Regions from separate parts of the Homo sapiens genome. Here regions 2 and 3 are each linked to region 1. A link is a contact called in ENCODE Hi-C or POLR2A ChIA-PET data. All regions are on one chromosome and are shown on one strand. Each heading gives the region's core, a stretch centred on a gene start or an enhancer-like site at or near the end of the contact. The rest is flanking DNA. Distances are from core to core; before and after follow the strand shown.

Evidence for each region. A loop is a pair of places that touch in the nucleus more often than their neighbours do. ChIA-PET counts read pairs that join two places held with the same protein, here RNA polymerase II (POLR2A). Pooled maps may share reads with other maps.
Region 2: a map of B cell shows a loop between it and region 1 (20-fold over the local background). The contact joins the promoter of DHFR here to the promoter of RPS23 in region 1. A Hi-C loop is called at or near these places in 5 of 168 maps with a recorded cell type or tissue (B cell, CD4-positive, alpha-beta T cell, CD8-positive, alpha-beta T cell and 1 more), 2 of 37 single-sample maps with no recorded cell type and 12 of 50 pooled maps. POLR2A ChIA-PET finds 5 or more read pairs at or near these places in 2 of 52 experiments (H1 and T-cell).
Region 3: a pooled map shows a loop between it and region 1 (10-fold over the local background). The contact joins the enhancer-like site here to the promoter of RPS23 in region 1. A Hi-C loop is called at or near these places in 3 of 37 single-sample maps with no recorded cell type and 4 of 50 pooled maps.

Annotation. Positions count from the first base shown.
Region 1 is chr5:82,276,649-82,280,815 of GRCh38, reverse strand. RPS23 (ribosomal protein S23) reads left to right here and starts at 2,462. Exons shown (of 4, transcript NM_001025.5): 1 at 2,462-2,496; 2 at 2,964-3,123. The coding sequence starts at 2,493. It also overlaps the pseudogene ATP6AP1L. RefSeq lists an enhancer at 2,142-2,471.
Region 2 is chr5:80,652,497-80,656,663 of GRCh38, reverse strand. It overlaps DHFR (dihydrofolate reductase), which reads left to right and starts at 1,681. Exons shown (of 6, transcript NM_000791.4): 1 at 1,681-2,260; 2 at 2,607-2,656. The coding sequence starts at 2,175. It overlaps MSH3 (mutS homolog 3), which reads right to left and starts at 2,012. Exons shown (of 24, transcript NM_002439.5): 1 at 1,700-2,012; 2 at 133-253. The coding sequence starts at 1,936. RefSeq lists an enhancer at 1,391-2,159 and a silencer at 1,577-2,186.
Region 3 is chr5:83,842,924-83,847,090 of GRCh38, reverse strand. No RefSeq gene overlaps it. Among named protein-coding and RNA genes, the nearest start is that of HAPLN1, 120 kb to the right of the region's middle. Within about 2 kb of position 2,335, at least 3 of the 41 ENCODE cell types and tissues checked have a DNase peak (open chromatin) inside an H3K27ac peak, as active enhancers do.

The DNA of each region.
Region 1 (4,167 bases), core at 1,213-3,712:
CTCCTCCACTTGGGTACCCTTCTAGTCTACTTAAGGAGTTGCTCCTGCAATTATCCCTTCTCTGCTGAATAACCCATTTTTAATTTTCTCAACCTGATCAGCATACAAAAATGTCATAAAAGTTGCCATCTTAAAAATAAAACCCTCCAACTCCACATTCCCCTCCAAATAGGGTGCCATTTCTCTGCACATAAAAAATGTCTTTCAAAAATTGTCTATAGTTGCTGTCTAGACTTCCTTCCCTCCCATATTCTCTTCACTCCGATCCCATCGCCTTTCACTTTCAGTACTCCATGGAGTCCCCATTTGACAAAGTGACCAGTAATCTCCACATTTTCAAGTCCAAAAGGCAATTCTCAGTCCTCATCTTATCTCTTTTCACACTTTCTCACTCCCTTCTTCACTTGGCTTTGAACAGAGTGTAACATTGGCCACTCTTTCTTCATCTGTTTTGCTTCACCTGCCTTCTCTTCTGTACCACTAAACTTTGGTGTGCTCAGGACTCTAATCTCTGTTCTACCTACAGTCATCACCTAAGCTATCTCAACTAGAGCCACAGTTTTAATACTATTTATTCATTGATTACTCCTCAGCTTCTTATCATATATCCAACTGTCCACTTCACATCCCTGGATGTTTGACAGTTCAAACTTAACACATCCAAACCAGAACTCTTCATTTCCTCCTTTGAAATTTGCTCCTCTCCTCGTATTTCCCACTTTGGAACTCACCCAACTCACAACTCACAACTCTACAACTCACCCAAGTGCTGAGGTCAAAAATCATAGTGCTGTAATTAACTCCTCTCTCACATCCTACAGTCCTGAGCAAATTCTGTTCATTCTACCACCAAACAGTGTATCTGACCCAACCACTTTTTACTGTCTCCACTGAGGGTCCAAGCTATCACCATCTCTCATCTGAACTATTGCAATACCTTCCCAAGTGGCCTCCCAGATTCATGTCTTTTTCTCCTCTCAACAGCCAGAGTAACCCCATAAAAATATAAATCTTATTTTGCTACCTACTCCCAAGCTCAAAACTTTACAATGGCTTTAAATCACCAGAAGAGTAGAAAAAGGCTTTACCATGGCCTACAGGCTCCACATGTTCCTGTGTAACTCTCAGACCCCATCTAATGCCACACTACTCCTCAGTCACTATGCTCCCCTTCTTCACTGATCTTTCAGTTCTTAGAAAGCACTAGCCCATTCTACATCTGCACAGAGATGTCACCTTAAACTACCCTATCCAGAGTAGCCACCCCCATCCCCAAGTCACTATCACCCATCCAGCTATATTTTCTCTATAGCTCTACAGTATGTAAAAATCATCTATTTAATTATTTAATTTACATCTATCTAACTGGTCTGTCCTCTCACATTTAGAATATAAACTGTATCAGAGCAGAAACCTTCACCCTCTTAATTTAACCGCCATATTCCCGGTACCTACAACAGCGTCTGGCACATAGAAGGCATTTTTAAACATCCTTGCTGAGTGAACCAATATCCCAGAAACCTCTCACAGCTAGTTCATCTTACAGGAGAAACAGTATTAAAGAGTTAATTAAATGGCCAGGCGCGGTGGCTCACGCCTGTAATCCCAGCACATTGGGAGGCCGAGGCGGGCGGATCACTCGAGGTCAGGAGATCGACACCAGCCTGGCCAACATGGTGAAACCCCCTCTCTACTGAAAATACAAACATCAGCCAGGCGTGATGGTGGAAGCCTGTAATCCCAGCTACTCAGGAGGCTGAGGTGGGACAATCGCTTGAACCCGGGAGGCGGAGGTTGTAGTGAGCCAAGATCGCACCACTGCACAACAGCCTAGAAGACAGAGTGAGACCCTGTCTCAGAAAAAAATAAAAATAAAAATAAATAAATCTATAAGTAAATGACTCGCCAGTCAAAATAAACGGCAACTTTAGGGTTAAAGGCCCAATCTGGCTCCAAAGCTTGGGGTTTTAGTTACTACACTACATTGCTTCACTATATTTTACAATTTACTAGCTGCTTATAAGTATGAATTAAGGCTCAGAAGTCTAATTTTCCAGACTACTCGGAGGACTCTCGCCCCACTCCACTCCACAAAGATTCAGCTCAGCGACTCCTTCCTACTCTGACCTAGCCCCGCGTCCCGCTCTCAGTGGCTTGGGCAAGAGCGCCTGCGCGGTGAGCGGGTCCCATAAAACGCATTCTGGGATTGGTAGTCCATGTTCCTCCGGTCTCCAGCATTCAAAAGAAAAAGGGGGAAAAAAAACCATGCAAATTAGATATCTCTGAATTTCTTGCAAATTAAATAAGACGCAGATTCTGGCTCAGGAAAGTGATGCAAACGCGTCGTTTTCAAAGGAGAGACCCCAGCCTCGGGTCAGGCGCGGCGCAGACAGCGGCGCGGGGTCCTTGGCTGGGCGGGGCTTGCTCGCGGTGGCTTGTGGCTCCTTCCTGCGGTGCTTCTCTCTTTCGCTCAGGCCCGTGGCGCCGACAGGATGGGTGAGCTGTTGTGGCCGGTTTAAGGGCGCTGCAAGCGGGACTTGGGGTCTTGGGGACGGGCGGGCGGATGCGAATAGAGTAGGGCGGGGGATGCCATGGAGAGGCTCCATGGGGGAGGGCCGGGGAAGCGCCGCTCCAGGAGGCACGTGGTCCGGCGCGGAAGGGGCCCATGAGGCGTGGAGGCCGCCGAGGTCGGGGTACCGAGGGACGCAGGGAGGCCAGCGCTTCCTCCCGGGCATTCGAGCGGGGCCTCGTCCTTCGGGAGAACACATTCTCCGGAGCCCTCTTCGAACGTTTATTAGTCGGTTCAGGGCAACTTGAAGGCCAAATGTTTGGCCCACAGGCCAATAAATAGTACGAGAGCCAATCGGCTTAAGGGTTTATTCCAGGTGAGGCGAGTGTCTTAGAAGATGGGAAACACGTAGATGGCGTGTTTTTACGGAAGAACTAAAATATTTAATTTTTAGGCAAGTGTCGTGGACTTCGTACTGCTAGGAAGCTCCGTAGTCACCGACGAGACCAGAAGTGGCATGATAAACAGTATAAGAAAGCTCATTTGGGCACAGCCCTAAAGGCCAACCCTTTTGGAGGTGCTTCTCATGCAAAAGGAATCGTGCTGGAAAAAGTGTAAGTCCATTGCTCCCGTCAAGTTTTAGTTTATTATAGGAATTCGAGACATGAACTTACGAATTCTTGTTTTGAAAGTAATTGCAGGTTTTTGTGTAGTAGTATTCATTTGGGCATTGTGGGGTAAAATTGCAAAGCGTTTGTTCTATTTAAAAGTTGGTAAAATTAGTTTTTGGGAATTAGGTAGTTAAGGTTTTAATTTAACGTTGGCCTGGAAGGAATTGGAGAAGATACTAGCAATGATGAAGTAAAGGACACAAACACCTTTACTGTGGGAGTTGTTATAAGTAAATGGCACGTGTCAGCTATTGAACTTTATCGACTTGATAAAACTAAGGTGAAGAGAAGTGACTTGCATCAGAATTAATTGAGGTCATACACCTAAGATTGAGACATGAAACTGCCAGTATTTGACTGGTTTTGACTTTTTAAAATAATAATTTCATATAGTTCTATCATATTTGATGGTAGAGCCATTTTAACCCAGACTTTTTTTTTTTTTTTTTTTTTTTTTGAGACAGTCTAGCTCTGTCACCCAGGCTGGTGTGCAGTAGCGCAAGACTCCCTGCAACCTTAGCCTCCCAGGTTCAAGCATTTCTCCTGCCTCAGCCTCCCAGGTAGCTGGGATTACAGGCGCCCACTACCACACCAGCTAATATTTTGTATTTTCAGTAGTGATGGGGTTTCACCATGTTGACCAGGCTAGTCTCAAACTCCTGACCTCAGGTGATAATGCCTGCTTCGGCCTCCGAAAGTGCTGGAATTACAGGCGTGAGCCACTGTGTCCGGCCCAGACTTTCTAATTCTTACCTCAGATACCTTTTTTCTTTTTTCTTTTTTTTTTTTTGAGATAGGGTCCCTTGTCACACAGGCTGGCCATCTTGACGTTCTAGGCATAGATCCTCCCACGTCAGCCTCGCAAGTAGTTGGGACTACAGGCCCACGCTGCCACTCCAGTCTACTTTTATAACTGTAAAAGGTCTAGAAATTTCCCCCATTGTGCTAATGAAATTAAGACTGGCAGAAAACTAGGTTGACATCACA
Region 2 (4,167 bases), core at 432-2,931, 1.6 Mb after region 1:
CTGCTCAGGAACAAAAGGGACCTTTCTCCACAAAGAAAAAAGACACAATTCTAATACGCTCTTCTGCCCTCTGGAGAATTCCAGAATACCAGAGCCATGACTGAGGAGAAAAAAGAATCCCCCACAACTCACCAGAGTTGCCAGACATTCCCAGATCACTTCCTCCTTCCTTTTGTTGGACTTTCTTTACTTTCTTTTTAACAGGCCCATCATTTTCCAATGGTCTCTTCTTTCTTCTGTCAATTTCTGTAGCCTATATCGGGAAGGTTAGAAAATGATGTGTTATCTCTACTCTGAGAAGGCCTGACGTATGTGAAGCAATTTAAACCTTACAACTGAATGACAAGGTTCCTTGCCATCCACTCTTCAAAGAATCCTCTACTTTTAGCTCTGGAAAACCCTATGGGTGAACTGTTTTTAACACCATAAAAGACAAGGTAGAGTCTGATAGTCAGGAGCCTCAGCAACTCAAGCCGTGTTTAGAATTAATTGAAACCAAGGCTGCTACCGGTCTTGATTCAATGAGCCTTCAGCTTTCTCTAATTATAAAACTTGAATCACCCTACTTACATATGCTAAATAAAATACCTCTAAGAAATAAACAGTTATGTAGCAAAGGCACAGAGGGGAAAAGATAGGTAATAAAAGAACAGTATCATTTTTGACATGTTCACTGCAATTTAAGTGTTTCCTGTTTAAAAGGTTTATGTTCATCACTAAAGATGTGACAAGATTATGAATTTTTTCTTGGCAGAAAACTTGCCAAAAGCATACATAAGTCCTTCACCAGCTACCCTTTAAATGGTGGGTGCAAAATTTTGGTGAATTCATGAAAACGTAGCTCGTCCTCAAAAAAAACAGAAGAGGAGTAATCATTTTAAGGGAGAAATATATACGAAAGGAACAAGATTTTGAAGCACCCAAGCTGCCACCTACATTAAAACACGGTAGGTGGCTAAACACCAGTCTTCAATGCCCTTCCACAGCCTCAATCTGAAAAATACTGTGCAGGTGACCCAAGTGAGGGGTCACCCTTGGGCTTTTCCTGTGGCAGTATCTCTGGTTTAAAAACAAACAAACGTACTTATTGCGTTGAAGGATGGCAACAGGAAGGACTCCATGATTAGTCACATCTATACCATCCTAAGAAACTTTATCCACCCAAACTGTATTTCAGACTTTATAATCTAAACTACAAAAAGAGTTCACTGGGGAACTGCACAATATGACTGCTTTTAACCGTAGTGATTTCAAATATTGAGCCATGCTGTTGCAGTCTTAAAAACTGGAGACCTAAGGGCAGCTTTCTTCTAGTCACCCAATCCAGCACTTTTTTAAAAAATCAGTAAAACTCTTCGACCACCAAGGAAAAAAAAAAAGGATGGAGGTTAAAAGACGCACCCCTTGCCCACAAGCCCCCTCATCAGAATGGGAGTCAGGAGACCTGAGTTCCTGTCTCAGGCCTGCCATTAAAAACCTGCATAACCTTTGCCTATCTCCTCAAACGGAAGTACTAAAACCTCAGCGCTTCACCCAATTTGTAGCCCCGGCTGGGCTCTTCCCACCTTCCCCTTCTTCAGCCCGCCCCTTCCTCCTCCAGCCCTATCATCGGGCGGAGGGTCCCCGCCTCCGCCCGCCTTACCCACAAGCCCCGCCCCCCCAGCCCCGATGGCCCTGCCCAGTCCCAGACAGAACCTACTATGTGCGGCGGCAGCTGGGGCGGGAAGGCGGGAGCTGGGGGCGCTGGGGGCGCTGCGGCCGCTGCGGCCGCTGCAGCCGCTGCAGCGCCAGGGTCCACCTGGTCGGCTGCACCTGTGGAGGAGGAGGTGGATTTCAGGCTTCCCGTAGACTGGAAGAATCGGCTCAAAACCGCTTGCCTCGCAGGGGCTGAGCTGGAGGCAGCGAGGCCGCCCGACGCAGGCTTCCGGCGAGACATGGCAGGGCAAGGATGGCAGCCCGGCGGCAGGGCCTGGCGAGGAGCGCGAGCCCGCGGCCGCAGTTCCCAGGCGTCTGCGGGCGCGAGCACGCCGCGACCCTGCGTGCGCCGGGGCGGGGGGGCGGGGCCTCGCCTGCACAAATGGGGACGAGGGGGGCGGGGCGGCCACAATTTCGCGCCAAACTTGACCGCGCGTTCTGCTGTAACGAGCGGGCTCGGAGGTCCTCCCGCTGCTGTCATGGTTGGTTCGCTAAACTGCATCGTCGCTGTGTCCCAGAACATGGGCATCGGCAAGAACGGGGACCTGCCCTGGCCACCGCTCAGGTATCTGCCGGGCCGGGGCGATGGGACCCAAACGGGCGCAGGCTGCCCACGGTCGGGGTGGCCGACTCCCGGCGAGAGGATGGGGCCAGACTTGCGGTCTGCGCTGGCAGGAAGGGTGGGCCCGACTGGATTCCCCTTTTCTGCTGCGCGGGAGGCCCAGTTGCTGATTTCTGCCCGGATTCTGCTGCCCGGTGAGGTCTTTGCCCTGCGGCGCCCTCGCCCAGGGCAAAGTCCCAGCCCTGGAGAAAACACCTCACCCCTACCCACAGCGCTCCGTTTGTCAGGTGCCTTAGAGCTCGAGCCCAAGGGATAATGTTTCGAGTAACGCTGTTTCTCTAACTTGTAGGAATGAATTCAGATATTTCCAGAGAATGACCACAACCTCTTCAGTAGAAGGTAATGTGGGATTAAGTAGGGTCTTGCTTGATGAAGTTTACCAGTGCAAATGTTAGTTAAATGGAAAGTTTTCCGTGTTAATCTGGGACCTTTTCTCTTATTATGGATCTGTATGATCTGTATGCAGTTCCCAAGGTTCATTTACCATTATTAAAAAATTTTTGTCTTAGAAATTTTATGTATGTCAACGCACGAGCAAATTATCAGGCATGGGGCAGAATTGGCAGCTGGGTGGAGGCTTCGGTGGAGGTGAGCACTCCGAAAGGAAAACAGAGTAGGCCTTTGGAACAGCTGCTGGAAGAGATAAGGCCTGAACAAGGGCAGTGGAGAAGAGAGGGTAAAAATTTTTTAAGGTTACATGACCCTGGATTTTGGAGATCTCGAATTTAAAGGTGATGCACCAGGGATGAACGCTCAGATTTTCAGTTTGAAAGCTGGCGTGACATGTAAAGGAGTGGAGAATAATGTACCATTGTAATGATGAGGCGCCTCTAGGACATCTAGGATAATTTCAGGCGTGGGGATCTAGGTGAATTGAACTGTTGGAGGGAAGGGAATAACCAAGGAAAAGAATGTGGGGGTTGAGAGATGCCCCGTTTAAAACCTAAGAGACCTGGATATTTATGGTTGTAAGAGGAGGCATGGCAGAGGAAATGGAAACAGTAAGAAAGGAGCAGATGCTGCATCTCTTTAATGGGACAGATACAAGGCATTTGGGTTTGACACTTAGGTCACTGGTAGAGATGATGACAAGAGCCCGTAGCTAAAGAATTGATAAAAGCCAGTCTCAAAAATCCCAATATAGTCTGGTAATGTTAATGTTTCTTTGGTTCAGATAGCTGACTCTCAAAGTTATTTTCCTAAGAAACTGAACCAAAAGTGGACGCTATATGTAAAAAGTTTTTATAGAAGTGTTATAAGAGTAGGATAGAGACATAATTAAACATGTTTTAAGGTAATTGAGTGGAACATTAAGCACCTATTTTTAAAAGTATGATTTAATATCAATCTACAAAGTACACAAATATAATACAATTGTATCAGACAGTTGTGACAGCACTGATTAGAGGCTGAACATTATTCTAAGTCTTTAATTCCCACAACAACCCTAGAAGCAGGAACTATTGTTATCTCTATTTTATAGATAAAGTAAACCACAAGGGGTTAACACGTTTTGTCTTGTGGGTGACAAAATGCATTCAACTTGAGCACTTTGACTCAGAATCTTTTTTTTTTTTTTTTTTAAGAGGGAGTCTTGCTCTGTCGCCCAGGCTGGAGTGCAGTGGCGCGATCTCCGCTCACTGCAAGCTCCGCCTCCCGGGTTCACACCATTCTTCTGCCTCAGCCTCCTGAGTAGCTGGGACTACAGACGCCTGCCACCACACCTGGCTAATTTTTTGTATTTTTAGTAGAGACGGGGTTTCACCGTGTTAGCCAGGATGGTCTCGATCTCCTGACCTCGTGATCTGCCCATCTTGGCCTCCCCAGAATCTTTACTATGTCATACACAA
Region 3 (4,167 bases), core at 1,086-3,585, 1.6 Mb before region 1:
ATATGCTAGTGAACCAGGAGCTCAATTCTTCCAGAAGTGATGGGGAGGGACTCAGGTCAGTGTAAAAGACTGCAACAAGGAGGGTTACAGTCCTCCCTATTCAACTGTAGAACATGTATTTCTTGAGATATTCTTATTTTATCTCATACAGAATAACTATGAAAAAGTGTCATAATTAGCACAATTTAGGGTCATGGTTACAAGAGCTGACTCCTGGAGCCAGACAGGCTGGGCTCAGATGTCATTTGCTATTTACCAGCTGGGTGACCTAAGGCAAAATGTTTTATCTCATCTGCAAATTAGAGATGATGAAAGGGCCTCCCTCGCAAGGTTGTTGTGAGTCTTATTTGAGATAATATATGTAAAGCACATAGACCAGTGCCTGGCACAGACTAAGTACCATGTAAGTGTTTGCCATTAATAATGTCATATTCTTCACTTGGGTATCACAGGGCATGTCAAGGAAATACTCACCACATGCATTATAAGTTGGTTGGAGAGAAAATTAGTAGAGAGCAATTTGTCAATGCCTTTACAAAGCAATTTTGTCTCTAGGTATTTATCCTTTGGTCACACACCTTTATAAAATGTCATGTATACAAAACTATTACTGTTACATGATTATAATAGTAATAAGTTTGGGGAAATATACATCTGTAGACTGTATTCTTATGCAGCTCTTAAAAAAATGCCAACAACAAATGTACTAGCTTCATGGGACATTCTCCAGGATGTATTATTAGGTGAAAAAAAATCAAGTGCAGGACAATGTATATACTTTTGTGGCATTTGATACATACATATATATTTCTCTAAATGGATGTGTATAAGTGAATGTAGTATTTTTGAAAAGTTACGCGGGAAGTCTCTAGTGGCCTCTCATGAGGAAAGCTGGGTGACTAGGAGACAAGGGTAAGAGAAGCCTTACTTCTAAGTTTATATTTTGTACTGCATATATGTATATATGTTAAAAAAAATAGTGTTTTTTGGTATGTGTGTGTCTGTGTTTTTTTTTTTTTTTTTTGAGACAGAGTCTTGCACTGTCATCCAGGCTAGAGTGCAGTGGCATGATCTCGGCTCATTGAAACCTCCACCTCCTGGATTCAAGCGATTCTCCTGCCTCAACCTCTCAAGTAGCTGGGATTACTGGAGCCTGCCACCACGCCCAGCTAATATTTTGTATTTTTAGTAGAGATATGGTTTCGCCATGTTGGCCAGGCTGGTCTTGAACTCCTGACCTCGTGATTTGCCCGCCTCGGCCTCCCAAAGTGCTGGGATTACAGGCGTGAGCCACTGCGCCCGGCCAAAATAGTGTTTTAAAAATAAGTCTAGATAGTATAACTTTAATTTTATATTAAGAGCAAATTATTTCAGCGAGTATTTCTTGACTCCCTAACTGTATACCAGGTCCATGGTGGGTACTCCCAGAGAGTCCAGGGAAGAAGAACACGAGTCCTTCTCCTTAGGCACCTGCTGGGGAGAGAAGATGCACCCACACGAAAAACTAGAGAATAATACCAGAAGTGTGTCGTTGAACATAGTCAAAGGTTCTAAAGTGGTTAAGAGGCTGGCAACTCTGTTTCTACTTGGCACTTTCAGAATGGAAACTAGATCTGGTTATATATTTAATTTATTGGGGATCTTTCATGAAAAAGATCAGTATCTTAAATATATTTGTTTAATTTAAAACAACAAAACAAAAAATAACTCTCAAAATTATCCTTCGTATTACAGCAGTACAAAAATAATACACCAAACCGTCTTTATTCTAGCTGCTTTCTAGTACCACTGGAACTAAAATACTCTATTTATTTAAACCCAAATTTAGCATGAGGTGACTGGGCAGCTCAGGACACTGCAATAAAATGTAATTGGCATTTTGATCCATGGCTGTTGATGAGAACGTAGGACGTTGGTATTTCCAAAAAATCTAAGTCCATGACACACATGGAAAAAAATACAAGTAAGAAGAAGTAATTGAGATTCTGAAAGGAGACTTCGAGAATTACCTACAAATAGATACTGACCTTTTTTTTTTCCTTATCCTTAATCCCCTTCTAACTGAATATCACTGCGATGTGTTGGAAGAGCAGGCACGGCTTCTGTGCTACAGGCTATAGCTGGTGTGTGAACACAGCACAGTTTCTAATCCTGTACCAAATATAAAATTAACTTAAAAATGACTTTCTGTTTCAGTTTGTTTGCTCATAAGGTACAAGGCACTGATAGATATTTGAGGAAAATGAAAGCAATAGGCTCAAAGTAGTTCAACTGAGAAAAATAACTGCTTTGTAAGACAGGCATTTCTGAGAAACCTCTAACCTCAGCCCTCCAGCCTTAGCCCCACCTTCCCTCTGAAGTCATACATTAAGGGGAATGTGCTGTGTTGAGCAATGCCGCACCACACACGGGCTGCCTACCAGGGGAAGGTTGTTTCCATGCCAGAAGGATTCCAAAGAAATACATTGAGCTTGAGGTTAATTCTGGAGTCAAACTCTTGCCCAGAGAGGGCCCCTGTGGTTTGGAAAGCCCACGAGACCCATCAGAGTAATTTGGCGACTGAGGCTTTGGGTTCACTCTAGGACAGAGGCAAGAACTACTTTGGCTAAACAGTCTTGGGCCAACTAATGCCGTCTTCAAGTCAAAGCCAAAACCTACCTGGTTTCTCAGGAGTCTTTCTGAGAGTTCCCAATAACCCCTGTACTGCCATGAGTGAGGCCGGTAATGTGCTGAGTGTGGAACCCTGAGGCAATGAGAGTGAGATCGGGGAGCAGTTTGAGAGGATATCACACCCCAGTAAGGAAGGTCAGGGCTAGATTTGCCATGTGCCCCAACATTTTCAGGATGGATTTAGCTTTCAGAATACTTATGACAGCATCAGACTTCAGATTACCCCATCCCCACCCCACATCTACATGTGGGTCTGACCTAGCTGATGAGCCTTTTGCCTAAATCTCTCCTTCTCATTCATAATCCCTGTTAAGACCAAAATGATCCCTATCTTAGTTACTTCATAGAGTTTCTGGCAGTACCTTTTTGTTGGGCTGGTTCCAGCTTTATGTATCCTTTATACAGGATAGCTTTGTCCTTTTTTTGCTCTGTTCAGACGTCCTCCAAACGACGGGTGTTTCAACAGTAACCTGGATACATTTTAAATTTAGGAGGCCAAAGTGGGTGGATCACCTGAGGTCAGGAGTTTGAGACCAGCCTGGCCAACATGGTGAAACGCTGTTTCTACTAAAAATACAGAAATTAGACGGGCATGGTGGTGCATGCCTATAATCCCAGCTCCTCAAAAGGCTGAGGCAGGAGAATGGCTTGAACCCGGGAGGCGGAGGTTGCAGTGAGCCAAGATCACGCCACTGCATCCAGCCTGGGCAACAGAGCAAGACTCCATCTCAAAAAAATAAAAAATAAATAAATAAATAAATAAAATTTTTGTGTCAGGCAGAGTTAGTGATTTAGGCAGTGGTTCTGCCTGAGGCTTAATCTGTCCCAACACCTGCTACTCTAAGCTGCTCTCTACTAGATCCATTACCTAACTCAAAGCTTCCAGGGAACCTGATTGCCTGAGAAGCCCTATTTACAATACGTTATTGAAATGTACCTTGACTAAGAGTGCCTGGGGGCTTGGTCCTATATAGGCCTCATATGCACCATGACATCTCAGACACACTGAAATCAGATGACTTCTAAATGAAAAGAAAAAACAGGAATAATGTCATAGGTCCACCTTGACAAATGCTGCTATAAGATAAGCATTCACCTTCTCATTCAATGGGTATAATTCTAAGGGTGACTAAAATTACAAGCACACTTTGGAGTTATTGCAGGTCCATTCCAGACCCCTGCAATAAAACAAATATCACAATAAAGTGAGTCACACCATTTTTTTGGTGTCCCAGTGCATATAAAAGTCGTGTTTAAAATATACTGCAGTCTATTAAGTGTTTAATGGTATTATATCTAAAAAAAATGCGTATCTTAATTAAAAATACTTTATTGCTAAAAAATGCTATCATCTGTACCTTCAGTGAGTGATATTTTTTTTGCTGGTGGAGGGTCTTGCCTCATTGTTGATGGCAGCTGACTTATCAGGGTGATGACTGGTGAAGATTGGGGTGGCTGTAACAATTTCTTTCTTATTTGAAGAGACATAGTCTCTCT